Regions from separate parts of the Homo sapiens genome. Here region 1 is linked to region 2. Evidence: read pairs that join two places in POLR2A ChIA-PET (ENCODE). Cell type or tissue: PC-9. All regions are shown on one strand. Each heading gives the region's core, and the rest is flanking DNA. Links, peaks and the distances in the headings are about the cores only.

Region 1 (15,866 bases), core at 4,030-12,029, 150 kb after region 2:
GAAAAGTTGTCTTTTTGTAAGAGAAATTTACATTTACAAAAGAAATTCCCATTTTTAAGGGTGCCTCCCTCTCTGCACCAGGAGGAGAAAGATTACTAAATTATCAGAAACTCTTCATCAGTGGAGAAGGCATCCACTTAAATCTGCATAGAAAATCTTACCCTTGGTTTATGGTGCTTTTCCTGGCCATTGCATCTTAATAGGGCCTTTTCCTATACACTCCTTTTTTTGTTTCAGAGAAACAAAATATTTAAGCCTAAAGTCTAATTTGAGATCTACAGGAGGTGTGTGTGTTATTAAACATTTGTTTGCTTTTCTCTTGTTAATCTGTCTTTTATTAGAGGGAGTCCCAGCTAAAAACTCACGTAGAATGGAGGAGAACGTTGTTTTTCCTTCCCACACATGTCTCACACTCACGGCAGAAAGCAAGGAAGAAGGGAAGGGAAAAATAACACTGGAGTAAGTGCTGTTGGAGAACCTTGTTCACAAGTTTCAAGAAGCCTGTCAGGCCCTGGAATTAACCTGCTCCCAAAAGAGATCGGTTGAACTATGTCCCCAGATAAACCCTCAGATTCCCGAATCTCCATATATCACATCCTCAACCGGTAGTGGTGTTTGATCATCTTCTCCAGATATACAGAAGAATCACAGGAGATCTGGCAAGAAGCTGCAACATTTCCTACTATGTCTGGTTTTCTTCTTGGTGTTGATGATGAGGCTTAAGAGATGATATAAGGAGAAGGAGAATTTCTTTTTGGAGATTAATAAAAATAATATTGAACCATTGCTGCATAACAAGCTGTCTTAACATTTAGTGGGTTTGTTACTGGAAAGGGGTTCCAATCCAGACCCCATGAGAAGGTCCTTGGATCTCATGCAAGAAAGAATTTGGGGCAAGTCCACAGAGTAAAGTGAAAACAAGTTCATTAAGAAAGTAAGGGAATAAAAGAATGGCTACTGAAAGAACAGAGCCACCCCAAGGGCTGCTGGTTGGCTATTTTTATGCTTATTTCTTGATCATATGCTAAACAAGAGGTGGATTATTCAAGAGATTTCCAGGAAAGGGGCAGGCAATTCCCAGAACTGAGGGTTCCTTCCCTTTTTAGATCACATAAGGTAACTTCCAGACATTGCGATGGCATTTGTAAACTGTCATGGCCCTGGTGGGAGTGTCTTTTCACATGCTAATGCAATATAATTAGCGTATAATGAGCACTGAGGATGACCAGAGGTCGCTTTTGTGGTCATCTTGGTTTTGGCAGGTTTTGGCCAGCTTCTTTTTTTTTCTTTAAAATTAAACTTTATTTATCAAAGCACCGTTAGAACAGTGAAAAGTCACAGCATGGGGGAAGATATTGGCAATATATATTTTTATTTCAATAGTTTGGGGGAAAAAGATGGTTTTTGGCTACATAAATAAGTTCTTTAGTGGTGATTTCTGATCGAGATTGTGGTGCACCCATCACCTAAACAGTGTACACTGTACACTCATCCCCCTACCATCCTTCCCCGCAAGTCCTCAAAGTCCATTATATCATTCTTATGCCTTTGCGTCCTCATAGCTTAGCTCCCACTTAAAAGTGAGAACATATGATGTCTGGTTTTCCATTCATGGGTTACTTCACTTAGAATAATGGTCTCCCATTCCATCCAGGTAGCTGCAAATGCCATTATTTTGTTCCTTTTAATGGATGAGTAGTATTCCATAATATATGTATGTGTATGTGTATGATATATATGTCACATTTTCTTTAGCTACTTGTTGGTTGATGGGCATTTAGACTGGTTCCATATTTTTGCAGTTGCGAATTGTGCTGCTATAAACATGTGTGTACAAGTGTCTTTTTCATATAAAAACTTCCTTTCTTCTGGGTAGATACCCAGTAGTGGGATTGCTGGATCAAATGATAGTTCTACTTTTAGTTCTTTAAGGAATTCCACATTGTTTTCCATAGTGGTTGTACTCATTTACATTCCTACAAGCAGTGTAAAAGTGTTCCCTTTTCACTACATCCATGCCAACATCTATTATTTTTGATTTTTTAATTATGGTCATTCTTGCATGAGTAAGGTGGTATTTCATTGTGGTTTTGATTTGCATTTTTCTGATAATTAGTGATGCTGAGCATTTTTTCATATGTTTGTTGGCTATTTGTACATCTTCTTTTGAGAATTGTCTATTCATGTCCTTAGGCTAATTTTTTATGGTATTATTTGTTTTTTTCTTGCTAATTTGTTTGAGTTCCTTGTAGATTCTGGATATTAGTCCTTTGTTGGATGCATAGTTTGTGAAGATATTCCTTCCACTCTGTAGGTTTTCTGTTTACTCTGCTGATTATTTCTTTTACAGTGCAGAAGATTTTTAGCTTAATTAGGTCCCATCATTTATCTTTGCTTCTGTTGCATTTGCCTTTGGGTTCTTGGTCATGAACTCTTTTGTCCTGCTTCTTTACTGCATCTTGTTTTATTAGCAGGGTCTTTGTGACCTGTATCTTGTGTTGACCTCCTATCTCATCCTGTGACTAAGAATGCCTAACCTCCTGGGAACCAGGAGGTCTCAGCCTCATTTTACCAAGCCCCTGTTCAAGATGGAGTTGCTCTGGTTTGAATACCTCTGACAGTTTAAAATGACATTGATCATTTGTTTTGCTCATTAATCTGCAATTTGAACAGGGTTCAGTGCAGCCAGCTCACTTCTCTCCAGCCGGCATCAGCTGGGGTAGCTTGCCTGGAACTGGAGGTTCCACTTATAGATGGCTCATTCATACGGCTGGCAAGTTAGTGTTGTCTGTCAGTTTCTCTTCAAATGGGCCTCTCCACAGTGTGGCTTGGGCTTCCTCACAGCATGGAGGCAGGGTTTCAAGTGTGAGCATCCCAAGATATGCAGGAAAAAGGTGTATCATTTTTCATGACCTAGCCCCAGAAGTCACAAAATATCACTTGCCCCATAGCCACTTGTCTATCTACATCCAAATAAAGAGAACATAGACTGCCCACCTCTATTGGAGGGGAGGAGAGTTACAGTCACATTGTAAAAAGAGTATATTGATTGGGGAGATGCTGTGGTAGCCATTTGGGGGAAAATACAACCTGCCACAAACATTAGCTATAACTAATATATGCTGAGTCCTTACTCTCTTCTGACTCTAGCCTGAAGTGTTTAATATGGGTTCTGATTCTAACTTCCACCAGAAGCCTATAAGGTAGATCATAGCATTATCCCATTTTACACATAAGGAAACTGAGGCTGAGAGGGAGGTTGATTATTTATCAGCTTGAAAATGGTAGAGCTGGACTTCGAATCCTGATCCACTTGGACCAAGTGGCAGAGCTCACAATTACCATACTACATGCCTCTCAGCAGTGATGGGTGGTCCTGATTTGGGATGTATTAACGTGAAACAATGGAACTGGAACAGAACTGAGGACAGGAGCCAAATTTTGGCTCCAGCTCTACTACTCATAATTAGAGATGTCATTTATTATATGCATCCTCTCACATATTCCTTGACATTATGCTTTGCAGGACTTATTATAGGATGCCCATTGAACAGGTCAGATAATTCAGGCTCCAAGAGGTGAAGTAACTCGTCCAAAATCAAAAATATGTCCAAGTCACACAGATGTTAAGTAACTGAACTGAGATTTAAAACCAGGTCTGTCTTACTCCAAGACTCTTAATCACCTCAATCCATGGCCTGGGTCCCTGGACAAGCCACTTCACTCCCTGAGCCTCAAACACTTCACCTGTAAAAAGGGAAGGAACCATGATTTCTAAGGTCCTCTTTGTTCCAATGACTCTACTGGATGGCCCTGGGCACTGGACACTGAGGCCTCTGGTGTTAAATCCCCTTAAAACATGGTTTCTCAACCTCAGCACTATGAATATTTTGGGCTAGATTTTGGGATAAGATTTTGTTGTGGGTGCTGTCCTGTGCATTGTAGGAATTATAGCAGCATCCTCAGCCTCTACCCACTGGGTGCCAGTGGCATTCCTTCCCCTCAGTTGTGACCACCAAAGTGTCTCCAGGCATTTCTTAATTTCCCTTGTGGGGAAATCTTGCTCCACCCCTTTGTCTCTTGCCTATTGAAAACCTCTGCCTTAAGTAGTTCAATTAGAAGTCTTTACAGAGGTCCTGGTGGTCAGAGCCACCTTCCTCAGAAGTCCCTGTCTCTTTACTGGTAATATCACCAGCTGAGAGGATCAGGGAGGGATCTGGATGGTATGACAAACCCATATTTTTCCTCTTGTTGAGCTATTCCTTTGCTTTGGACTCTGATCAACAACTCAGAAATTGATGGGACACAGATGTCAACAAATAGCCAAATGCTAGACCAAATGTAGGGAAGCAGGCTCTTTTCCCCTCCCCTCTCCCTGCCTCTCTCCCTCCCTCCTACCCTGACTCTCTCTGTTCTCTCTCTTTCACTCCTAACTCTGTTTTCTGTGTGTGTGTGTGTGTGTGTGTGCGTGTGTGTGTGTGTGTGTTTGCGTCTCTCTCTCTCTCTCTCTTCTTCTCTCTCTGTCTCTCCACCTCTCTCTCTCACCAGACATTGGCAGGGCAAAGGAGATCACTGTTGCCAGGAGATTGTTTGCATTCCCGGGTCTTTCTGGCAAGGCCTTCCTCTGAGTGGAGTCGAGGTAAGCCAGCCACCCATCTCCCAGTACCAGGCAGCCTGGCACCAAGGGTCTAAGCTAAAAATGTATCCTTCTAAGCTTTGCCTCCAATAGGTACTTGAGCCTGTGGAGGGGCTGACTCCTTTACAGACACTCCTTTCTCCAAATGAATTGTCATCTCTTCTAGGATTCTACAGGGTATTCAGAGCAGTGGTTTTTTAAAAACAAACTTAAAGAAAAATCAAGAGATTTGCTTGCCTCTGGTCATTTGGCACCTCTTTCTCCATAGCCCTTAAAGATAACCAACAACCCTTGCAACTCCAGTGCCAATTTGGGGTGCTCTGTAATGTAATTCTTCTGGTCTTAAAAGCCGCACTCACTGTGCAAATAGATCTTTCCCAAGCCCCAACTTCATCTTTGGATTACATTTTCCTTAAGAAATGTTTATTCTATAAATTTGCAGCTTGGAGATCCTTCTCCCTGATGGAGTAGGGAAGTAAAACAGGAAATGAGCAGTGCTGCTTGTCTTGCTGTCTGTCAACATTACATCATCTGCTCCTGGCCTTTATTTCTTCGTTGCTCTTAATCCCTGTGTAGCTTCCTAAGAGCCCTTGGTTTTTGCCCTTACCACTTTTCACGAGCCTCAGTTTGTTCTGGGATTTTACCTTTTTGGCTTGATTCCTTCAGGTTTGTGTCCCTCTTTTGTGTTTGTCTTGACTATATGGCCATATTTTTTCCAGAAGAATAATATTACACCACTAACATTTTATTTAGTAGCCTCTTCTATGCCTCCTAACTGAAGCATTTTCCCTCTTAGAGCCTCTAGCTATTAGATGTTACCTCTGTTTTTCTGGTTTTAGTCCTGAGCCTTCATACCCCCAGACCATACACTAGCAGGGCAGTTCTAGAAGTGCAGAGAACAAAAGAGCATGGCTTATAAAAGAAATCCCAATCCCAACAGAGTGTGAGATTAAAACAAAAACATAAAAGGAAAATGAGAGTAATAAGGAAAATTAAGGCACTTACAAACTCAGATTTCCCTGATCACCTGAGATGTTTGTAAAAAATGCAGATTCTTGGCCTCACCCCAAACCTCTTGGCTTTCTAGGATAGAAGCCAAAACATTCATTTTTAAACAATTCCATCAGCTGTTTTTTATGTATACTAAAGCTCAACAACAACTTCACTAGAGGCCAAAGAAAGGAGAGCAGAGTGAGATTTGGTGGCTGAAATGGATTGAAAAATCAAAGCCTACCCATTTCTCTGTACTACTGAATCACTATGAATTGAAACTCTGCCAATTACAAAGGAATACTTCAGCCTGGGTCAGAAGGCAGTTGAACATTAGAAGAAACAAGACTCCTGTTGAAGTATTTAGAGAGAAAGTTCTAGGGCTCAGTTGTAGAACTAGAACTTCTTGCTGACCTTATAATAGTCATTATTGCATTCTCTTCTTAAACCATCTGCATTTAGTAGGAAGATAACTCATGCTCTGTGATAGATACCAGGGCATCTGACAGTGAAAAGATGAGTTTTGAAGCCCAGCAGGTCACATTTGAGTACTATGTCTTCTACTTAATAGTCAACTGATCGTGTTCAACTTGCTTAACTATATATGCGAAATGAAAATAATAACACTAACTTTGATATTTGAGAACATCAAGTGAATAAATAGTATCTATAAAGCACCTACTGCATATTGGTTGTGCAACCTACATTCCTTTCTCTCCTTCCCTAAGGAAGATGTACTCCCAAGTATTCACCATTCTTCCCATTCCTTGGAAATTCTTAAGGAAAACTTCCCATCTAGTTTAGCTCAGTACAAAACTGCTGAAAACAGCCAAAGATCCAGGACAAGAAGGACTGATTCTGTCTTAAGGGGAATTCTAATTTATTGACTTCAATTAATTATGCATTACCTGTTCAAATCAATTGTTGCTTTGTCATAACTTCAGAATGAATAATGATCTGAAAATTAGAAACTTCTCTGTTTTGAAATGTATCCTGGAATTCTTTTCAAAAAAACCTGGTTTTGGAATATGAAGGCTATGGGATTTTGGAATTTCCTTCATACAATTTTGTTTCTTTTGAATAATATTTTAATCTTTGCAAGTACAGTGTGGATTATAGTGGAGTACCCTGGGAATCTGTATCCTTAACTACAGAACTACCCTTAATTCTAGTTCTGTTTTTCAACTAACATTGCTTACTCATTGGCAATCAAGGGCGCTAGCTATCTACCTACACATCTACCATGAGCTACATAACATCTAATTTGAATTGGTAGGTCACTACCTCCAAGCTCCAGCAACCCCTTCATACTCCTTCCAACACTTGTTTTGGCAGAACTATTCTCAGAACTCTCATGGAAAGCTTTAGTGGACTCAATAAGGAGTTTTGGTTTGTGTTCACATCTTGTATGTACGTAATATATTTACTGTTTTGGTCAGTTAAGGCTGCTATAACAAATTATCATAGACTGGTACAACAAACATTTATTTTATCAAGAAACATTTATTTCTTACAGTTGTGGAGCCTGGCAAGTCCAAGATAAAGGAGCCAGCAGATCCAGTGTCTGGCGAGAGGTTACTTCCTGGTTTGTAGATATCTGACTTTTCATTGTATCTCACATAGAAGAGCAAAAAATAGCTAGCTCTCTGGCCTCTTCTTATACTGGCCTGAATCCCATTCATGAGGATTCCATCCTAATGACCTAATGACCTCCCAAAGGCCTCTTCTCCAAATACCATCACATTAGGATGAGCTTTTTATCATATGAATTTGGGAGGAAAAAGGGGAGACAAAAACATCCAGTCCATTGCAGACTCCTTGGAGGGTAAGCCCTAGGAATAGAATCTGAGGGTGGAGCATGCTGCCAAGCCCTATTGTGTGAGAAACAAGGCCTGGAGTGTAATTTTTTTCAGCCTCTGTTGTTGGAGGGATAGTAATGGTGTGACTCACACAGGAAATATCAAGGTGCTATACAAGGGTGAAAAAGCTTAGCAACTTCCTAGTCATCACTATTGCAGAAAGAGGGCAGCTAGAGGGCTCTGGTAAGCTAGTTATATTCATTAACAGCCAGCCATTTTTGTATTAATACATAATATTTTACATATTTATGGAGGTATATATGATATTTTGTTACATGCATAGAAAGTGTAATGATCAAGTCAGGGTATTTGGGGTATCTGTTACCTTGAGTATTTATCATTTCTGTATGTTGGGGATATTTCAAGTTCTCTCTTCTAGCTACTTTGAAATATACAATACATTGTTGCTAACTACAGTCACCCCGCTCTGCTGTCAAACATATAAACATATACCTTCTATCTAACTGTATGTTTGTATCCATTAAACAACCTCTCATCATCCTCCCCTCCCACCCACACCCCATTCCAGCCTCTGGTATTTATCATTCTACTCTCTGTCTCCATGAGATCAAATTTTTTAGCTTTCACATATGAGAGAGAACATACAAAATTTATTTTTCTGTGTCTAGCTTATTTCACTTAACATAATGGAACTCCAGTTCCATCCATGTTGCTCAAAATGACATAGTTCCATTCCTTTTCAATGGCTTAATAATATTCCACCTTGTACATATAACACTTTTTTTTATTCATTTGTCCATTGATTGACATTTAGGTTAATTCCATATATTTGTTATTATGAATAGTGCTGCAATAAACATGTGAGTATGGGTATCTCTTTGATATACTGATTTATTTTCCTACAGATAAATATCCAGTAGTGGGATTACTGGGTCATATGGTAACTCTGTTTTTACTTTTTGAGAATCTTCATACTGTTTTCCATAGTGGCTGTACTAATTTACATTCCCATCAACCATGTATAAAAATTTTCTCTTCTCTGCATCATCTTACTAGCACTTGTTTTTTTTTTTTTGTCTTTTTAATAATAGCCATTCTAACTGGGATGAGATGATATCTCATTGTGGTAGATATCACATTTGATTTGCATTTCCCTGATGATATATATATGCCTAACATCACTTAGTTGTTTGAGTTTCTGACATAACCTGGGTATTAGTTCCTTGTCTGATGAAGAGTTTGAAAATATTTTCTCCAATTCAGTAGATTGTCTCTTCACTCTGTTGATTGTTTCCTTGCTGTGCAGACACTTTTTAAATTTAATATAATCCCATTTTTTCTATTTTTGTTTTTGCTCCCTGTGCTTTTGAGGTCTTAGCGATAAAATCTTTGCCTAGACCAATGCCATAAAGTGTTTTCCCTATGTTTTCTTCTATTAATTTTATAGTTTCAGTCTTATGTTTAAGTCTTTAATCCATCTTGAGTTGATTTTTATATATGGTGAGAGATAGGAGTCTAGTTTCATTCTTCTGTATATTGATATCCAGCTTCCCATGTCCTCTCCTCAATGTATGTTCTTAGCACCATGGTTGAAAATCAGTTGTCTAGAAATATGTGGATTTATTTCTGGATTTTCTATTCTCTTCCATTGGTCTATGTGCTTGTTCTTATATCAATACCATGCTGTTTTGGTTACTATAGTCTTGCAATATATTTTGAAGTCAGGTAGTGTGATGCCTCCAGCTTTGTCCTTTTTGTTCAGGATTGCTTTGACTATTCAGGTTCTTTTTCAGTTCCATACAAATTTAAATTTTTTCTCTATTTCTATGAAAAAAATGACATTGGCATTTTGATAGGGCTTGGATTGAATCTATAGATATCTTTGGGCAGTATGGTCTTCCTAATGATATTAATTCTTTTGATCCATGAGCATGGGATGTTTGTGCCCTCTTCAATTTATTTTATCAGTGTTTTGTAGTTTTCCTTTTAGAGATCTTTCACCTCTGTTCCATGGTGGGCAGGCCTATGCAAACCTGCCCCCAAAGTCCATGGAAGCTGACAGACAAAAGAAGGAGACTGATAAATCCAGTTTCTTAGAAAGAAACATTTAATCATGACTTATGAACAGAAGTTATGTCTATGTCTTAGGTGGCAGCAAGACAAGGTGGTGGATCCCTGCCCTTATCCAGATTCAGGGGTTATATACCATAGGAAACTGGTACATGTGATTTGGAAGGGATATGTAGGGCAATTGAGGTACAATGACATCAAGGTTGCTTTGACCTAAGGGCAGGATTTATGTTAAGTGTCTGCTCTTACACAAGGAATAATAGATAAACTGGAAATCTTAGAGGCCTTCTTGGAACTGGGGTTAATGAGAAGTCAACATGGCTGATTAGCAACCAAGATGGAGTTGCTTTCACCTCTACAACCTCCTTGGTTAAATTTATTCCTAGGTGGTTTTTTTGTAGCCATTGTAAATGGGATTGACTTCTTGATTTCTTTCTCAGCTAGTTTATTATTGGTATATAGAAATGTCACTGATTTTTGTATGTTGATTTTGTATACTGAAACTTTACTGAATTTATTTATCAGATCTAAAAGTGTTTTTGGTGAAAACTTTAGGTTTTTCTAGATGTAAAATCATGTCATCAGCAAAGACGGACAATTTGACTTTCTTTTTTCTAATTTGGATCCCTTTTATTGTTTTCTCTTGCCTGATTGCTCTGGCTAGAACTTCCAGTACTATGTTGAATAGGAGTAGTGAAAGCGGGCATCCTTGTCCTGTTCCACTTCTTGTGGGAAAGACTTTTTAGTTTCTCCCCATTCAATTTGACATTAGCTGTGGGTTTGTCATATATGACCCTTGTTATGTTGAAGTAAATTCCTTCTAAGCCCAGTTTGTTGAGAGTTTTTGTCATGAAGGAATGTTGAATTTTATCAAATGCTTTTTCTGTGTCTATCAAGAGGATTATATGGTTTTTGTCTTTCATTCTGTTGATATATCATGTTTATTGATTCATGTATGTTAAACAATTCTTGCATTCCTGAGATAAATCCCACTTGACCATAGTATATAATTTTTTTGATGTGTTGTTGGGTTTGGCTTGCTAGTATTTTCTTGAGAATTTTTGCATCTATATTCATCTGGGATATTAGCCTGTGATTTTCTTTTTTTGTTGTATCCTTGTCTAGCTTTGGTATCAGGGTAATGCTAGCCTTGAAGAGAATATTTCCCTTTCCTTAATTTTTTGAGGCCTTGAAGAGAATATTTCCCTTTCCTTATTTTTTTGAGAATTGGTGTGTTAGTTTTGCTTTGAAAGTTTAGTAGAATTCGGCCATGAAGCTATCTGGTCTTGGATTTTTCTTTTTTGGGAGACTTTTCATCGCTAATTCAATCATGCTTTTTCTTATTGCCTTGCTCAAGGTTTCTGCTACTTCCTAATTCAATCTTGGTAGGTTGTATGTTTCCAGGAATTCATCCATTTCCTCTAGAGTTTCTAGTTTGTCAGTGTATAGGTGTTTATATTAGTCTCTGATGATCTTCTGTATTTCTGTGATACCAGTAGTAATGTCTACTTTTTCATTTCTTGTTTTATTTACGTGGGTCTTCTCTAATTTTTTTCTTGGTTAGCCTAGCAAGTGGTTTGTTGATTTTCATCTCCAAAAGACTCAGCTTTTAATTTCATTGATTCTTTGTATTGGTTTTTAGTGTCTATTTTGTTTAGTTCTGCTCTGGTCATCATTAATTCTTTCCTTCTACAAATGTTGGGTTTGGTTTGTTCTTGTTTTTCTAGTTCCATGAGATGCATCATCAAATAATTAGTTTGAAATCTTTTTAGTTTTTTGATGTAGGTATTTACTACTAAAAAGTTTCCTTTTAGCACTGCTTTGCTGTATCCCATAGGTTTTGTTACATAATATGTTCATTTTTATTTATTTCAAGAATTTTTTTAATTTCCCCCTTAATTTCTTCCTTGACCCACTTGTCATTCAGAAGCATGTAGTTTAATTTTCATATATTTGTACAGTTTCCAAAGTTTCTCTTGTTGTTGATTTCTAGCTTATATTCTACTGTGGTCTGAGAAGATACTTGATATGATTTTGATTTTTTTTAAATTTGTTGAGACTTGATTTTGTCCTAACATATGACGTATCCTGGAGAACGTTTTGTGTGCCAATGAGAAGAATGTGTATTCTGCAGTTGTTGGATAAAATGTTTTGTAAATATTTGTTAGGTCCATTTGGTTTAATGTGAAGTTTAAATTCAATGTTCTTTTAATTTTCAGTGTAAATGATCTGTATAATGCTGAGAATAGGGTACTGAAGTCCCTAAGTGTTATTATATTTGGGTCTGTCTCTCCCCTTATGCCTAACAATATTTTCTTTGCGTATTTGGATATTTTGGTATTGGATGCACATATGTTTAGAATTGTTATATATTCTTGCTAAATTCATCCCTTTATCATTATATAATGAGCTTCTTCGTATTTTTTTACTGTTTTTGTCTTAAAGTCTGTTTTCTCTGATATTAATATAGCTCCTCCTGCTCACTTTTGCTTTCTGTTTGCCTGCAATACCTTTTTCCATCACTTTGTTGTCATTTTATGTGTCTTTAGAGGTGAGATGAGTTTCTCATAGGCAGTATATCATTGAATCATTTTTTTAATCCATTCAGCCAGTCCATATCTTTTAGGTAGCAAGTTTAATTCATTTACACTAAAGTTTATTATTGATATATAAGGGCTTATTCCTTTCATTTTATTACTTAATATCTTGTTTGGTATATCATTTGTTTCTTTCTTTCTCTGTTACTGTTTTCATTGTGGTTTGGTGGTATTCTGTAGCAGTAACATTTAAGTTTTTCTCTTCCTTGTTTGTGTGTTTGCTCTAGCAGTGGTTTTTATATTTTCATGTGTTTCCATGATGGTACTTATTGTTCTTTTTCTTCCAGTTATAGAAATCCTTTAAACATTTCTCAAAGGGCCAGTCTAGTAAGGATAAATTTCCTCAGCTTTTGCTTCTCTGGGAAAGACTTTATTTCTTCTTCCTTCATGAATGATACTTTTACTGGACATAGTATCCTTGGCTGGAATTTTTTTTCCTTCAGCACTTTAAATATCATCCCATTCTCTCTAGTCCTGAAGGTTTTTGCTGAGAAATCCATTGTTAGTCTGACGGGGATATCTTTATTGTGACTAAGTGTTTTTCTCTTGATTCTCTAGAATTTTATCTTTGTCTTTGATTTTTGACAGTTTGACTATAATGTGCTATGAAAAAGACCTTTTTGAATTTTATCTGTTTAGGGATCTTTGAGCCTCTTATATCTGGATGTCTAAATCTCTTGCTAGACTTGGGAAGTTTTTATCTATTATTTTGTTAAATAGGCTTTCTAACTCTTTTGTTTCCTCTTCACCTTCTGGAACACCAAAAATTCAAATATTGCATTTTATGAAAGGGCCCCACATGTTGCAAAGGCTTTGCTTATTCTTTATTATTTGTTTTAATCTGACAGGATTACTTCAAATGACCTGCCTTAAAGTTCTGATATTCTTTCTTCTGCCTGACCTAGCCTATTATTGAGGCTTTTGAATGTATTTTGTATTTAATTCAATGTAGTTTTCAGTTTGAGAATTTCAGTTTTATTCTTTTTCAAATCTGTCCCTTTGATATGAGGATATCTTATTCATATCCTGAATAGTTTTTCTCATTTTTTAATATTGTTTTTCAGAATTGTCTTGTATCCCACTGAACTCCTTCAGTATCAATATTTTGAATTTTTCTGGAATTCTGTAAATTTTTTTTGGTTGGAATTTGTTAGTGGAAAATGATTATATTCCTTTGAAGGTGTTACAGTTCCTTGCTTTTTAAAGTTTCGTATGTTTTTACATTGATAACTGCACATCTGGTGTAACAGTCACTTCTTCCCATTTTTTAAATTTGATTTCATAGGGGAGGAATTTTTCCTGAAGTTATATCTATTGTGTTTTTTGGGTAGGGCACTTTGGTTTTGATTCTGGGTGCATGCAGTACTGTAGTTTCTGTATGGTTACATCAGTGACGTCTGTGATTTCCTTGATGGCTTAGGGTGCATTTGTTAATGGGGGCTGTGGTAAAGTTTGGCTGAGGATTAGGACATCAGTTGGGCAAGTCTTGAAGCCTCAGTGGTGGCAGCGGTGGGCTGAGCATGCCTGTCCTTGAGCCCCAGGGTGGCATACACTGGTCCTGGTGTTAGCAGCTCCAAGCCAGTCAATTATTGAGCCTCCAGGTGGATTGCTTGGGTGCTGGGAATGACAGCAGTGAGTTGGGTGGGTGAGTAGGTTCTCAAGCTATTGGGAAGAAAATGTGTGGCATGGTTAATGGCAATAGTAGTAGTGGAACAACCCTCCGGGACCCAAGTGGTCCACATTGGTATTGGCAGTCATTGCAACAGGTTGGGTGGTCCAGTCCCCAGACCTACAGGTGAGTGTCAGCTTTGATGGTAGCACCAAGTTGAATGGAGCCAACCTCAGATCCCAGGAAGAGTGCTCAGGTGCCACTCATGGTGGACTGGGCTGGGTGATCCCCAGGCCCCTAGATGGTGTGCTCAGGTACTTGGGAGTTGGGAAGCAGCACCAAGTTGGGCAGACCTGCCCTCAGGCCCACCTGGTGGTACAAGCAGGTGCGAATGGGCAATCATTTTTATTAACAGGTAAAGGAAGCAGCCAACATTTTGCCAGGCACATTAGGAAAAAGCAGAGTTGTCTGGAGACAATTAGTAAGACTTAGTACATAAAGCAAGTACTTAAAGAAAGAAAGATTCTGGTGCACAGTGGCCTGGGGACAATAGCAACAGGGAACCCACAAAAGAGGATACAGAGACTTGGAGTAGAGACTCTTTCCTGAATTTTATTTGTTAAGGGTGACTATTCTGTAAGTAGGCAGGAACTAGAGACTGATGTGAAAACCTGCTGTATATTCTTTATACTTTTTGCAATTAACTGTATGTTTTAAATTGAATCTAATTTCCATTAGTGATTCTAGTCATTCTCAACTAAGCCTTTGTTCGTTTTCACGAACCCTTTTAAGTATGTTCAAATGGAGACACGTGTCTAAGTGAACTCTACTTGTTACACTTAAGTCTCTGATGTCAAGAACAGTAAAATCCAGGTAGTCCGAACCTTCCCACATTCACCCTCAAAATTCTGTCTTAGTGAGGCTTAATTCCCAAGATCCCTGGGTCTTAGGAAATAAAGAGCAGAAGCACTCCGTAAAATCAATAGACACTCCTAGATGTTGATTTTGGTTAATTGGCCTCCCGGGAAACTCTGCTTTAACTTTTACTTAAGTCAAGAATTTTAAATGGAAAGCTAAAAAGAAGTATAAATTAAGGAAGGAGGTGATCAAGAAGGCACTAGGCATTTGGATCTAGTTATTATAACAAATAACAATTAATAACATAATGTTTCAGACACAGTAGAAGTTTATCTTAGTCCAAGGTAGATGTTCCTTCTCAGTGGAGGTTGTCTTGCTTCCATCCCCCAACTGTCATTCAAGGACTCAGGCTGACAGGGGCTCTGTCATCTTCATCTAGAGTTTCTAAGATCACCACAATCATCTCCATCCCAGGGGAAAGAGCAGGAAGGAGGACTTAAAGGGAAATATCCATGGGCCAAGACTACAAATGGCACATACCACTTCTGTTCACATTTTTGGCTAGAACATAGTTACATGGCATCACCTTACTACAAGGGAGTCTGGGAAAGGTGGCCTTAGTTGTGTGCCCAGCAATATGAGGAAACAGATGTTAGTCAGTAGCAGCTCTGACTAGAAGTTACATGAATGTATTGACCACCCCCCACCTTCCGCCCACCCACACAGATACACACACTAACACTCACACACAACCTGGAATACTATTGGCTTCATTTCCAAGATGATTATAGAAAATTAAGAGAAAGTTTTGTTTGAAATAATAAGAGTAAGGTAGGAGCTGCCATTTACTGAATACTCACTGTGTTCTAGTACCTGTGTTAAACACACACATAATGTGTGTATTTAATCCTCATATCAACTCTGACTTTGCAGAAAAAGAAACTGAGGCTGAGAGAGGTTAAGGCCTGATAGGCAGTCAGTAAACAAGCTGGGGTTTGAACCCAGGTTGTCTGATTCCAATGTCCATACCCTTAACTACCTCATTATACAATCATAATCGCATCACAGAAGGACCAAAATATAAATTGCAATCTGCTCCAAAGTTAAGCCAGGGTTCTTCTATTTTCAATTCCAGGAAAAGGAAGGAATGATCTTCAGATTTTGAAAATTCTCAAGTGAATGAACTTGAAATAGAAAAGCAGGAAAGCCTTTGGCCAAGTTTAGAAATCCTTCGAACTCCTTGGAGTCTGCCATTGAAACCCAGCCTGAGCCTTTCTGGTTTATTT
Region 2 (15,471 bases), core at 2,257-10,256:
TAGTGCAATGCCCCACATGGGGTTACCACTCGAAAAAGGGTTCATGGCTATTGCTACTGCCCATAGTTCTCTGAGCTGATAATATAGGGGGCTACACCCAGAGCCAACGTGGGCCCCAAAGAATGGAGAAAAGCAGAGCTTTCCCACCCCTTTGCCCCTCCTTTATAGAGGAACTGAGGCAAATCACACATTTCCCACTTCTTTGTAGAGAAATCGAGGCAATCAGCTGATTTTGGCTCAGTTTCTCTACAAATGAGTGGGAAAATGTGGGGGCTCCCTTCCAATAAGATTAGAACTATCCAAGGGCTGGAGTACCTATTGTTTCTTTCAAGGCCCTACATTTGTAATCTACCATGTTAAACTCTTGTTGGTTTTTGTTTCACAAATTCAAAAAGAAAAATGTTTTCAGCTGCTCCTTGAGTAGTTTTGTGTAGGCCAGCATTAGGTGAAAAATGTATCCACACATATACTCAAGCAATTAACTTGCTTGTGAGAATGAAATGAGCAAACCCAGAAATGCCATGCATTTTCCCACATAGAATGAGAGACTGAGCTCTTAATTTAAGATTGCAAGCACTGCAATGTTGTCCAGTTATTGAGACGCCTAGAGACGTGCATTTAAAATTAGAACCAAGGCTTATTGGATGATTACTATCTATATCCTATGTAAATATGAAAATTGTCTTTCTGTCTAAGTGGTTAAATATAGCGAGATCCTGAGATAGAGGAGTTCACATCTTACTGATATGGCAGACCCTATCTCAAGTTTAATGCTGTGATAGGTTAAGAGCACATTTCTTTAAATAGTCACAGCAGATCTAACAACTGGCTTTCTTCAACCTCCTTAAAAAGATACAAAATCCAAAAGCTAGAGCCCGGGAGGCTAAAGGACTGACATAGATGCCTTGTTTCATAACCAGTGGTATGAAGCAGGGCCCTTCTCAGGAGTTCCCCGAGTGCTTCCTGCTGCTGCTCAGGGTGGCACAGACTTTCCCTTCTCTCCATCAGAGGGTAAAGTGGGGATGGCCCTCTTGCACCTACTGTGCCTCTTGATTCTATGCCTTTCCCCTCTTTTTTCTGTTCCTCAGAGCCTTTCCAACCTAGTCCATTCTCTATGGTCCAGGCACATACAGTCAGGTCGAAGCCACAGTTCCACTTTCCTGCAGCAGGAGAGAATTGGTGGGTTATAGCCCTCCACCGTCTGTTAGTTAGGCATTGGATCTGGTGCTTTCCAAATGAGGATACTTTCCATCCATAGGGATGATTGGATGTGTGCTGTTGGGTTGGGTCACCTTCTGACTAGGGCAGGGGTGGGGATGGCCCTATTTCTTCAGTGAATGAAGGCCAGGGTGCCCAGCCTCCTGCAATGCACAAACAGTCCACACAATGAAGGACTGTCCCAATGCCAGTAGCATCCCCATTGCCTCTAGACTCTTCCAGACTCTTTCCAAGTGACTCTTCTTTCTGTCACAGGCTTCCCTTCCCTTATCTAAGACTGACCTCTAAGGCCACTAACTCCTATTTTTAGGAGCTTCGTCCCAGTCCCATTTCTACCACAGACCTAGGGTGAGGTCTCTGTGTGGTAGTGTTAACTCTGTGTGTAATCCCAGCATCTTATTTGGCCAAGATCCAATGGTAACTCCTGACCTCCTGCAGATGAATTTTATCATTTATGGGCACAGAATGAAAATAGTAGTGAAGGTGAACATCTCACTCCAGTATCTGAGTCCCCAGTCCCACTCCCTCCACTTTGCTGGTGCTGTTCCCTCTAAGCTCTGCTCTCTAATTTTGGCCCCAACCCCTCTGCCTGACCAGCTGCTTGCTTCTTCCTTACTTAGCCAATGGCTCCATCTGGTCAGACCTTAGGATGATAAGCCCAGTTCTGGCCTCTTGCCCCCAGTCCTATTAGTGTGGTACCAGTTCTCTACTAGTAGAGACTTCTTCTGCCTGGACTACAACCCATTGTTCTGGATTTGGGTGAGGAATGTTCTCATGCAATTATCTCTGCGTGCAGGATTACAGATGGTTTTTATTCTCTCCTAATTATACTATTCTAATTTTATTTTTTTAGTAATCAGAATGTAATCTTATACCCTCTCTAGTTAGTCTCTTATTTATGTTTTTTTATTATGCAAGGATTCTATGAATATATTTTAAATATATTTCATTTTTTGTTAAAACAATGACGTTAAGGTATTTAGAGTAAAAGGCAATCATTTCACTTCCCTTGGCCCCAATTTAATGTATTCTTTCCAGAATTTATCAGCTTGATGTGTATCACTCTAGAACTTTTCTATGCATTTACCTATAAATACATCATTTGTATGTACGCATACATCAGCTATAAACTCAGCCACACGTAAAGGTTAACAAATGATTACTTCTAGGCAGCCATGTGGTCCACCATCTTGGTTAGTCTCCATTTTGCTCTGCCCATCCTGAGATTCCTGCTCTCTTGGCTCAGGTTCCTTGTCTGCTTTCCCCAGCCTGATGGGGAATATGTTCAAATATTAGACAATAACATATAGGTAGGTAGCTACCATCTTCCTCTGGGTGCCTCAGAATTATACCTGAGAAAATACATAACACAATTTGCATTTTATCACATGCTGACTTTAGGGTGATTTCTCAATCTTGGCAAATTTAGGGGAAGACATTTTTACTACAATCTTTTACAATTTACAAATAATAAAACTATGTGGTCAGTTTATCAGCCCCAAAGTAGGTATTGTCCTATTAGACAAATAGTTGAACATCTGATATGTGGAAAAATATCCGACTGAGAAACGACAAGTAAAAAATAGAATTCAGAGAAGCAATGAGTCATGGCCTAAATGAACAAATACATTAAATGATATATTAAATGGAACAGGATCTCCAAAGGAACGTTGAGGCTGGCTTAAGGTAATCTTCCCCATCTCAGAATTGTAGATCTTAGAGGGTCGCAGGGATACTGGGGATCACAAACACTTTTTTTGTAACTTTATCATTTGCTTGGGTTTTTAATTCCCTTGAAGACATGATCAGCCCTCTTTACACTACTGCACACACACGCCCTTATTTTCGTCCTAAAATAAAGTTTGATTTAGACCAATTTTTTCTCCCTTACATGACTATAAATCTACCTCCCAAATAGATAAACAACCTGGCTTTCTGGGTTTAGCAGGATGGTAACATCTATGCTAATCCCTGATCAGCCAGGTGCTTGCCCCCTGGGAGACCTTGAATTAAGACCAGCCTCCCTGCTCCTTGCTATTCTCCAGTTACTTCCTCAGACAGTCACATTAGCATGCTCTTCTGCCCTCCTGGCCTGTGGGATAGGCTAACAAATGAAACATGGGAAAGATGTTTGCAAAAAGGAATCCCTTGTTGACATAGGCATGATGAAAAGAGACAGGTCAGCTCAGACAGGAGGCTTTACATCCCGACACTGGCTCCACCTCCAGTCATAGAACCCACCACCCTAAGTGAGTGCCAAGCACTGTGCTTGCAGCTAGGGGAAGGCAGCGATGAAACAGTCGATCTAGCTGGGAGGTGCTGACTAAAACATATGGAAAAGCAGACAACAGTGCTAGAAAATAGCTAGTGTCAACACCAAGTGTCACAGGATGTAGTTTCTGTATTCAGAATTTAAGATATCTCCTATGCAAGATGCCCCATCTTCATAGGTTGTGCGCCTTCTTAGGACCGCAGCTTTTGCTTCGTGGTGTAGTGTTTGGTTATAACTGATTTAGTATTGCTTATTATTTCATATATGTTTGTCGTCCCATCTGGCTTGTTAAGTCGTTGCAGGTGAGAGTCACATGCTTCTCTTAATACCTAAAAATTCATGGGCATGTAATGATCTCTCTTTCCCTTTTTTTGCAGTTCGAAATGTAATTCATATATCATATGATTGACTCATTAAAGGACAGAATTGGATTTTTTTTAGTATATTCACGGAGTTGTGAAACCATCATTACAACTGATTTTATGACATTCCCATCATGGCCCAAAGAAACACTGTGCCCTTTAGCTTTTTACTCCTCATCCTCCCATCCCTTCCCCCACACCCAAGGCAAACACTAATCGACTTTCTGTCTCTATGGATTGCCTATTCTGGACATTTCATATAAATAGAAGCATATAATATGTGGCCTTTTGGGTCTGGCTTCTTTCACTTAACTGAATGTTTTCATTCATGTCATAGCATATATCAGTACTTCCTCCTTTATGGCTGAATAATATTCTATTGTATGGATAGACTACATTTCATTTATCCATTTATCGGGTGATGGATATTTGGGTTCTTTTCTCTTTTTTGGCTATTATGAATAACTCTGCTATGAACATTCATACACAAGTTTTTGTATGGACATTTTTTCATATGTCTTGGGTATATCACAGAGTAAAATTGCTGGTCAAACGCTAACTCTGTCTTTAACTTTATGAGGAACTGCTAGACTATATTTCAAAAATGGCTGCATCATTTTACACTACCACCAGCTGCGTATGAATGAGGTTTCTGATCCTCACCAATATTTGTTATTATCAGAATTTTTGATTCTAGCCATTATAGTAGGTGTTAAGTGGTATCTCATTATGGTTTTGATTTCTATTTCCCTGATACCTAATGATGTTGAGCATCTTTTCATGTGCTTAATGGCTATTTTATATCTTCTTTGGAAAAATGTCTATTCATTTTTTTTCCCATTTTTAAATTGGGTTATTTATCTTTTTGCTATTGAGTTATAAGAATTTTTAAAATGCATCCTATATACAAGTTTCTTATCAGATCTGTGATTTGGAAAAACTTCTCCCATTGTGCAGATTGCCTTTTCACTTTCTTGATGATGTCCTTTGAAACACAAAAGTTTTTAATTTTAGTAATATTCAATTTATCTACTTTTTTCTTTTGTTGCTTGTGCTTTTGGTGTCATATTGTAAGGCTCCATTCCCAAATCCAAGGTCATCAGCATTTACCCCTATGTTTTCTCCTAAGAGTTTTATAGTTTTGGCTCTTCCATTTAGGCCTTTGATCCATTATGAGTTAAATTTTAGATGGTTAAGAATAATTTTTTTTTTTTGAGACAGAGTCTCACTCTGTCACCCAGGCTGGAGTGCAGTGGTGCGATCTCAGCTCAGTGCAACCTCCGCCTCCTGGGTTCAAGCAATTCTCCCTGCCTCAGCCACCTGGGTAGCTGGGATTACAGATGCTCGCCACCATGCCTGGCAAATTTTTGTATTTTTAGTAGAGACGGGGTTTCGCCATGTTGGCCAGGCTGGTCTCGAACTCCTGACCTCAGGTGACCTGCCCACCTCGGCCTTCCAAAATGCTGAGATTACAGGCATGAGCCACCACGCCTGGCCAAGAATGATTTCTTAATATACGTCTGTTGACTGTTGTATAATCAAAAGAAAGATCAAGCTAAGTTTTATTACTCATTCAGCAAATATTTATTGAGGACCTACTATGTGGCAGGTTCTTTTTAGGCATTTGGGATACAGCTGTGGGCAAAACAGGAGAGCCCTGCTCTTAGGAAGTTCTAAGAATAGTGGGAGACAGATAGTGGCATCATCTCAGATACAGCAGGAAATGCTGTGAAGAGAAAGTACAACTTGGTTTCAAAAAGTTTGGCCTGGGGACCTGATCCAGTCTGGAAGGCCAGGGAAGGCAGCAACCTGAAGAGGGAGGAAGAGGGAGTGAGGCAAGTGTGGGGTGAGGGGTAGGAAGAATGTTTTTAGCAGAAGAAACACCACACTGAGTGAGAAAGGGCAATGGGAACAAGAAAATTAGAGACGCAGGCAGGGGACAGAATCAGGAAGACCTTTTATTAAACCCTTCCTGTATTCCCTTGGAACACATGATCTGTCCCCCCTCACACTACCGCACACAAACATCTTTCTAAGCTCTTTTCTGTGCTGCATTATTTTAAAGAAGTTTTATTCCAACCCTGGGAGGCAGGGTCATTATGCATTCCTTGAATGAAGAAATCTTTGCCCAGGGAGGTGAGGTGACTGAATTGTAGGCCCACCCAGCCAGCAAGCAGAGAAGCCAGTTGCAAACCCAGGGCTGTCCAAGCCCACGCCCTGCTCATACAGGTCTGCTGCGCTGCCTCTGCTCAAGATGAGTCATCCTCCAGGGAAGCTCTGAGGTTGAGGTTTAGGAAAGAGCAGCCTTTATTGAGATATTTTAGTCAAGAATTCTGAAAATACTTGTCTGGAAGAGAGACTAGAGCACACAACTTGGGGCTAGAGTCTTCCGGCTGTGAAAGCATGAAAATGCCAGCTGCCCTACCGGTTGTTAGGGAAAAGCCTAGTCACCCTCAATGTCAGGAAGCCAAGCTTAATTGTTCCTTTTATGCAAAGAAGACATATTCTAAGATAAAGTTTTCCGGAGTCTCATGGCCTCAGCTTGGTGGTCACAGTGGACTTGAGGGGTCCATGCTTCTCTGGAGGTGCCTGATGTAAGATCATTCTCGGCTTACTCTGAAGAGTTCAAAAGCTGGACCTCAACATCATGTCACCACATGATGGTCCTTGCCTTGACCAGAGTGATTGATTCTTCTGGTTAAAGAAAACTAATAAATCATTTTATTTACTCTACTTCCCAAAAAGCACTACAGCCCTTTAAGGGACAGTGTTGCTGGTGTGGGTACGTGAATCTCAACTCTGCAGGCATCTGGAGAAGACTGATGGCACAGGAAACCCTAAATGCAGATGATATTTCCCACCTGATTACCCAGAAGCAATCAGCCTGGTGTGGCTGTACAGCCTTGGGCAGCTAAATGTCCTCCTTTGGAAGTTGCAGGCTTTTAGATTTCGGAGTCTGTCCAGCTGGAAGCTCAGGCAGAGATGATAAAGCAGAACTTATGGTAAAGCTTTATGAAAAGTAATATCCTAAAAGTAGATGGGGAAAGTTGCTTATCTCAGACTACAATGCTTCTTGAAATTTCTGTACATTTCTACCCCCACCCTGAGCCAGCCCTTCTCTGCTTATCTGTGAACTTGAAAATGAGACTAGGGATAAATTGGCCTCAGCGATGAGCTTGTGCTCTTGGAGTGTATGACTAAGTGCAAAGACACTTGTGGCTCGTGTAACTGGGTCTTACCACCTCATTTCTCTATTCCAGCTCATACTCTTATGTCTTAATCTATTTTGCTTGACAAAAGGCAGTGTCACAATTTCAAAATGCCGAGGGCCAGGCATGTCATTTTCATAAATGATTGAAATGGGCTAGGAGTTTTGCAAGAAGAAGCAGTACAAACAGAAAAACTGGAGATTCCCTCTCTAGAAGGGGCAACAGCTACTCAGTCCCAATTCATTGTTGCCATGCAAAAATTGGGCCAGTGTTGGAAGACATTATCATTTTTTCAAAAAAGCCAGAAATCCTTAATTTTATTGAACATTTTTATATTTAAAGCAATGTGGGGATCAGGCACACTGAAGGCTTATAGGCTACCAGCTTGCAATCTCTGCAGAAGAGCGTGGTGCCTGCAAACACAGACTCTGGAATCCAATTAACTAAATTTGCATTCTGTGTGAACTGTGGACCTTGAGCAAATTATCCAATCTTTTATTATCATCATCAATTAAAAATTCACCCATTGAGATGTTTTGAGAATTAAACGTGGTTAGCAGAATTCCTGACCTATGGTAAATTCTCAATAAAGGTTAACTATTCATATTCTACTTTGAGTTCCTTTGAAAAGACAATCTCCATCCTCAAAGAGCAGGTTTGCAAAGACTCCTAGTGCTGAAAACTGCCCAGCAACAGGCCCTGCTGGGAGTGTCTGAGCTGTAAGCTCAGAAGAGCAGCCGCTTGCTTTCCTGCAGCTCATCCAAGGCCAGAAACCCAGCCCCTCCCCCACTAGGCATGCCCAGAAACTATAGATCCTGCCTTAATTACCAGCAATTAAGCCGCTTCAGCCTGCAATACAGGATCAGGCACTGCGCCCTGGCCTCCTGAGGACCTTACAGGAACACGGCTCAGCCCTTCCAGATCCTCCCTTACCTCCAACCATTTATTTAATCCCTGGCCACCCCTACTCCCTCTTCAAACCTCCCTGGTGTCAGATACACACTGAGCCATGGAAACCTGAGGACCTTGGGCAAGGGTCCTTCTTTAGCTGCATTCTAACCCTCTGCATCCAAACAGGCATTCCCAAGAGCAAACCTCAGCTCACAGGAATCTCTCTGGATCACATGAGAGATGGAGGCCCCTGTCCTTGCCAGTGCATTTTCTTCATTGGCTAAAAAACATTTGTAAGAGGAAATTTTCTTACATCAGGGAAAGGAAATAATACATTTACTCAAGTGGGAAATAAACTTGAGAAAAGAAAAACAAAAGGCCTTCTAGAATGGGAGAAAGGCAGACTAGCAGAGGCAGAGGTGTTTCCTTATTTTTTAAATTTTTTATTTATTATTTTAGAGACAGGGTATCTAAAAATAAAGAGACCCCATTTTAGAGCTGGGGTCCCCAGCTTGGATGACAGAGCCCAGGCTGGAGTACAGCAGCACAACCATAGCTCACTGCAGTCTCAAACTCCTGGGCAAAAGGGATCCTCCCACCTCAGCCTCCTGAGTAGCTGGAATTACAGGCATGCCCTGCTGCCACACCCAGCCACAGGTATTTCTTTGAAAGAGGACCCTCTGCAAAAATTGAGTGAGTTAGTTAGGGAGATGCTGGGGGAGGTAGCCATTCAGACAGTTCTCCAGATACCTGTGCAGACTTTAAATAGCAAAATGGTAAGAACACCAGGGCTCAAACTTGGAGATCCATTTTAGTAAAAGCATCTCTGGGTTTGAAGCATTCTTGGACACAGGCAGGTAGGAGAGGCTGGAATAAGGAAGGCTGACTTTTCCCTTCGCCTTTGAGTTTCACATCTATGGCACAGTCTGAAACAGCTAGGAAATCTCCTCTACCAGCTTTTGTTTGCAGCCTTGGTCTCAAGGCGGCTTTTCCTAGCCCCTGGGGAGACTAGGCATGTGGCTTACACCTGCTCTTGGCTCTGGGGCTCTGAGGCCAGATGAAGCTAGTACTCAGGGTAGCTGAGCCACATCCATCTGTGACCCAAGGTTACAATGAACCTCTGGGAGGCCAGGCAGGAGCTTCCGTGGTCTCTAACCCACAGATGGCTTTGTTCTATTTACAGATCCAGAGCCAATGGAAATTCACTAATTCAGTAGTTATTAATGTCTGTCAGCCCAGTTAAAAAAACATACACACAATTAGAATTTAACGAAAATTTAAAATGAAGATTTAATGTAGCTTCTTTATATATATAGATCTTTTATTTCTTAGGCATGTCTGTGTTTACCTAGATAATTCAGGCAAAAAAAAAAAAAAAAAAAAAAAAAAAAAAAAAAAAAACAACTCCCACCAGCTTGACTCAGTGTGATTACCTACCTCAGCAGACTCTTGCTCTTATTTTTCATTTGTAAAAATTAACCAGCCAGGCGTGGTGGCTCATGCCTGTAATCCTGGCACTTTGGGAAGCCAAGGTGGGAGGATCACTTGAGTCCAGGAATTCAAGACCAGCCTGGGCAACATAGAGAGATCCCTGTCTCTACAAAAAGTGAAAATAAAAAATTAACCAGGCATGGTAACATGTAACTGTGGTCCCAGCTATTCAGGAGGCTATGGCAGAAGGATTGCTTGAACCCAGGAGTTTGAGGCTGCAGTAAGCCATCATCAAGCCACTGCACTCCAGCCTGGGCAACAGAGCAAGACCCTGTCTCAAAAAAGTAAAAAATTAACCAGATTATGGTGTGAGTTCTTACATCACTAAGCCTCTGCATGACTGGTTACTGGGTGCTTTACCCATGTGTTCTTTCCCCTATTCTACGATCTTGTTAATTGTATTCTACCAAACGGCAGACCTACAGCCTCAATAAGCAGCCACACAAGGACAAGTATAACATGTTAGTGCATACCCAGCTCCGTCAAGTTCTAGTACTTCAGAAAGTATGACAAACCAAGTAGACGCATGGTAACATTAATAAAAAGTAGAGGTCATTGATAGAAGCCTGGGAAGTTGGGGTGACATCAACCAGAGAGTCCATTACAACTAAGGATGTCTAGTCCAGATTGGAGGCTTCCAGGTATAAATCAGGGAAATTCATGCACAAACCAGGACATGTTTCTGAGGAAGCTTATTCACTGGTGTGGTGAATAGGGTCACACGATGAGGGAGAACTCAAGTAGTAGAAACTTCTGGTGGAAATGTTAAGAATAATCCCACAGGACTAGCCTCCTCTCACTTTTATCTCATCCCAGGATGAGATATACTAGGTCCTGGACCTCTGCTGCTTAGGACAAGTGGACTTGCTCTGTTTTCTCAGTTGCAAAATTAAGCAATTGGACTAGATACTCCCTGAAACCCTTTCCAGCTGTAATATCCTGAATTCTAAGACATCCTTACTTTATTTGTTCCCAAGCCTCCCCAACTCAACCCACCTCTACCTCATGTGACTGCACATATCAGGTGGCCTCACCTCCAAGTAGGAAGAGTCAGGGAGTTAGGAGAACATTATCCCTTAACCATTGGTGTTTCAGCACCACGGAGAGCGACACGAACGCGAAACTACTCCCCCATCCACTTTGCCCCCAAACCCTTAGATATGCCTATGCCCAAGTCATAAATATATCTCTAAAATAACCATTAACATATTTATTACAGAAATGAAGCCATTTCAATTTCTATATCTAACCCTATTTGCTCCCTTAGTCCTAACTCGATCATCAGTCATCAAGTTATAACAAGCATTTTCTTGTGTAGCCAAGCCCCAGGCCATTGAAGAATATTAGAGGTCAGTGGGTATAAACTCCTCCCAACATAGGAAACTCTCCTATACTATCTCTAGTGAGGGATATCAAGTGTCTGCCTGGTTACTTCCAGGTACAAGAAGCTTGGTACTTCATTGGAGATGACAAAAACTCTATTAGAAACTCATTTCTTTTATTGAGCTGAAAGCTGCTTACTAATAACAATTCTATTGTATTCAGATCTAGAATATGACCACTTCTTATCCCCTCCACCACTAGTCTTCTGGTCCTAGCCTCCATAAAGTTGACATGAAGGATTAAAAGGAGTAATCCTTTCAAGGTCTATGTCATACTCATGTCACTTTACTGCTCTATACTCTCCAGTGTCTCCCCGTTTCTCTCAGAGTAAAAACCAAACTCCTTATTATCATCTAAAAGGTCTTTCATGATTTGCCCCTCGTTTCTTCATCTATCTCTAACCTCATCCCCTACCATTCTTTCCTTCACTCACTCTGCCCCAGCCACACTAGCCTTCTTTGCCGTCCCTTGAACACCAAGGACACTCCTGCACTGGGTACCTTACATTTGCTGTTTCCTGTAACAAGAATGCTCTTCCCCAAGATACCTGCATGGTTCATTTTATCACCTCTTTTTAGTCTTCCCAAACGCTGCCCTAACAGTGAGATCTTCCTTGGCCATTCTGTGTAAGGCCCCACACACTCTATATCTCTGTTCACTCATAAGCAGTGATTGGTAAAAGCTGGTAAATATTTAACAGCCCATTTGGAGGAGGGATACTAATTTGTAGCATTTGCTGATTTCTGTGATGCAAATAGAAATTGCACCACCATAGCCAATTGCAGGCTACCAACGTGAGGTCACTGAAGGCAGAATTGGGAAAGGCTAACATTTTGTTCTGATGAACCCAAATAAACCAGATTAGCACACTGCTGCAGGTCGTAGAGGAAAGGAGCATGCACTCCTGGGGGTGAGTGCAGTGGTGGTCATGGGGTTGAATCGAGAGAATCCCAAAGGGAGGAAACACTGATGGGGAAAGAATTTTCCTATAGTAGGAGCATCTAGCTTTACTTCTGTCTTTCCAGTTGCTTTTGGAACAACTAAACCTTGGTGTTCTGTCTGCTCCTTGAATACCACGTGTTAAAAGCCAAACCCTTGCTTACCCTATCAAGCCAACATTTGCTAATTTTTCTTCTTCTGTCCATGGCACCACGACCTCTCATTCTTCCTTGCCATATATATATATATACACACTCCCAGTAGTCCAGACCCTCCAGGCTGATAGGACCATGGTATTTTGGAATAACTTATCTCCATAGCCAATGAGGACATGTGGATGCTTATAGATTGTATAGCGGGGTAAGCTGAGTGTATCAGGAACTGTCTATTGCTCTTTTCTCTGGTCGTCTGCATTTCACATTCTTGACTATAAGGGCTTTGGAATCACTGAGCCCATGTCATCTCTGGCTGTGCAGTGGACTGGTTCTGTATTTCCAGGACCATCTGACAGCACCTCCAAAGTCCCAGGACAACTGTCCTCACCCGTCACTCTTCAGCACATTGGTTTCTTGATCTTCTAGGATTATACATTCTCACTACCCCCAAAAATACACTTATGCACATTCCTATAACATTTTGCATCTAACTTAAGGATTACGCAGACTGCCCATGAAGCCAACTCACTGAATTCCTCAGTAGTCATGGCCCCCAAGTTAATCTCTAATGTCTTCTACTAGTTCTAATGCAGTACGATTACTTTATTCTTTTATGCTCCCCCAAGCTTAGTCAGCCAAGCAAGAGAGAAAGAGAAAGAGAGACAGAGAGAGAGAGTTAAATTATTCTTACTTAATTGGTCCTCTCCAGCTAAATATTGGGTCTTAATTATCAAATTAGTAAAGCATCTCTATGTTATTCATAATATGCTTACAAAAAAATGGATATGTTTTTGTAAACTATGTTTCACTGAAGGGTTTGACTAATGAGTTAATACAAAAACACTGAAAGCAAATTATATGATTACAACTCTTTTCTATCATTTAGAATGTTTATTTGCAATAATCTAATGCAAATAAAAATAGCTTCAAATAAGATGCTCAGTTTCATTTTTAAAAAGAGAAATGAGCTGTTGCAGTTGGTTTTAGACACTTATTTTGATTTTATTTTTTACATTGTGGTCTTTATGATGTAAATATATTACAAACTTCAGTCATTTTACCAAGAGATTATTTTTATTATTCTTGACTAACTCCTTTATACCCTTCAACATTGTCCTTTGCTTCTCAAAGACAACTCAGAATTTTTCAGAATTTGTTTTTTTAAAAAAGAACAACTACACAAAAATCAATCTTTTGATTAGAGTCTATACAGCCATTCTTCTATCACAACTCTGATTTTCATTTGGATGCTGTGGACATCTTGGAGACTCACCCACAGATTGCAATATCCTGAGATTTATCAGGCTTTTTGGCCAATTTTGAATAGGTACCGATTTGAGATTATAGGAACTATTGTGAAAGAAAGAAAAGAGGAAGATTAGTGTGTATGTATGGTGCATGCAAGCCCTTAAGTTTGTGCATAGCTTAGAAAAAACAAAGTGTGTACATCTGTCCACTCAAAGCAGTTGGAAATGAGGAATGCTGTTTTAAGTGGCACAACTCATGTGCCTATACATAAGATATGCTCTTGTAGGTGCATCACTTTCAGAAAAAAGTTAGTAAATGCATTAAAACATGTACTAAAAACTGCTTCTAGTTTGGAAGCTATAGTCAATTTTTTGGATAAAATCTAACCCACTCATACCAAATTGCTTCCACCTGTAACTGGGAAGTTGAAAGGGATTCTTCCTATTGCTTGACTTTTTTAAAAAACAAACTGGGTTATAATTCACATACCATAAAATATGCTCTTTTAAGGTATGTACGTCAGTGGTTTATAATATATTCACAAGGTTGTGCAATAATTACCACTATCTAACTTTATAACATTTTGTCACCCCTAAAAGAAACCCTATACCTATTAGCAATCACTTTTCATTCCTCCCTCCCCCAGCCCCTGTCAACCACTAATAAAGACAAAAAGTCTGATTTGGTTTGACCCATTCTCAATATATCATATATTTGGCATTTTGTGTCTGGCTCCCTTCATATAACATACCATTTTCAAGGTTCATCCATGCTATAGCATGCATCAGTACTTCATTCCCTTTTAGGCTAATATTTTATTGTATGAATATACTGCACTTTATTTACCTGTTTATAGGCTTTTAGACTTCTGAATTGTTTCCTCTTTTGGCTATGAATATTCAGGTATAAGGTTTTGGGTACACAAAGGTTTTCAATCCTATTTGGTATATATATATATACCTAGATATTGGTGGATCATACAGTAACTCTGTTTAACTTTTTGAGGAATTACCAAATTATTTTCTTTTTTTGAGTTGGAGTTTTGCTCTTGTTGCCAAGGCTGGAGTGCAATGGCACGATCTCGGCTCGCCACAACCTGAGCCTCCCAGGTTCAAGTGATTCTCCTGCCTCAGCCCCCAAGTAGCTGGGATTACAGGCATGTGCCACCATGCCCAGATAATTTTGTGTTTTTAGTAGAGACGGGGTTTCTCCATATTGGTCAGGTTAGTCTTGAACTCCTGACCTCAGGTGATCCACCTGCCTCGGCCTCCCAAAGGGCTGGGATTACAGGTGTGAGCCATCGCACCTGGCCCAAATTGTTTTCTCAAGAGACTGCACCATTTTACATTCTCACCAGCAAAGTATAAGGGTTTCAATTTTTCCATGTCTTTGTCAATGCTTGCTATTGTGCATCTTTTGTTGTTGTTGTTCTTGTTATTTGTCCATTTTAGTGGGTATGAAGTGGTATCCATTGTGGTCTTGCTTTGCATTTCTCTAATGACTAATGATGCTGAGCATCTTGTCATGTGCTCCTTGATCATTTCTATATCTTCTCTGGAGAAATGTCTGTTCAAATTCTTTGTCCATTTTTAGTAAGGCTGTTTGTCTTTTTATTGCTAAGTGGTTGGAGTTCTTTTTATGTTGTGCATAGCAGACCCTTATTCTATATACTATTTGCAAAGATTTTCTCCCATTCTGTGGATTGTCTTTTCACTTTCTTGATGGTGTTCTTTGAAGCACAAAAGTTTATAATTTTGGCAACATAAAAATTTTCTCCTTTTCTTTGGTTGCTTGTGCTTTAGGTGTCATATCTAAGAAATCATTGCCTGATTCACAGTCATGTAAATTTATATCTGTTTTTCTTCTAAGAGTTTTATAATGTTAGCTCTTAAATTTAGGGTTTTTGACTCCTTCTGAGTTAATTTTGGCATATAGTGTAAGCTAGGGGTCTAAATATATTCTTTTGCCTGTGGATACCCATGCCCTGACTTTTGAACTAAGGCCAAAGGCTGAAGACAAAGAAGCCTTAAGTACACCACAATGTGAAGAGGTAGCTCTTTCAGAGTTTACTAAGTGTTTGCAGAATGGAATCTACCACAGAAATTTCCGATGCCCAACTACAAGTCTGTTGTCTTCATAAGCAGACAACGAGGAAGGATGAGTGGTCAGAATCTTCAGGAGTACTGTTTTCCTGGTGAATGACTTTTTATTTCCCCAGCAAAGCCAAATGAGGGTGCTGAGGCAGCTGCAGAAGCTCACTTGTGAGGCTGGAGGCACCAGAGAGAAAGAAAGTGTGATATTCC

Evidence for each region. Peaks named below come from ENCODE experiments on the same cell type or tissue, not always from the same donor. Only the 100,000 strongest peaks of a DNase experiment are listed, where the experiment ranks them.
Region 1: POLR2A ChIA-PET joins it to region 2 with 20 read pairs; 3 of 35 experiments call an interaction of 5 or more read pairs at or near these places.

The regions. Positions count from the first base shown.
Region 1 is chr5:71,914,446-71,930,311 of GRCh38, reverse strand. LOC107986382 (a long non-coding RNA gene) reads left to right here and starts at 4,496. Exons shown (of 3, transcript XR_001742515.2): 1 at 4,496-4,639; 2 at 7,143-7,211. In PC-9, for the core only: no CTCF peak of the experiment used is centred there; a DNase peak (open chromatin) is centred at 7,561; H3K27ac peaks cover 3,799 bases.
Region 2 is chr5:72,058,486-72,073,956 of GRCh38, reverse strand. No RefSeq gene overlaps it. Among named protein-coding and RNA genes, the nearest start is that of MAP1B, 41 kb to the left of the region's middle. In PC-9, for the core only: no CTCF peak of the experiment used is centred there; DNase peaks (open chromatin) are centred at 5,646, 6,106, 7,086 and 8,566; H3K4me3 peaks cover 772 bases; H3K27ac peaks cover 4,575 bases.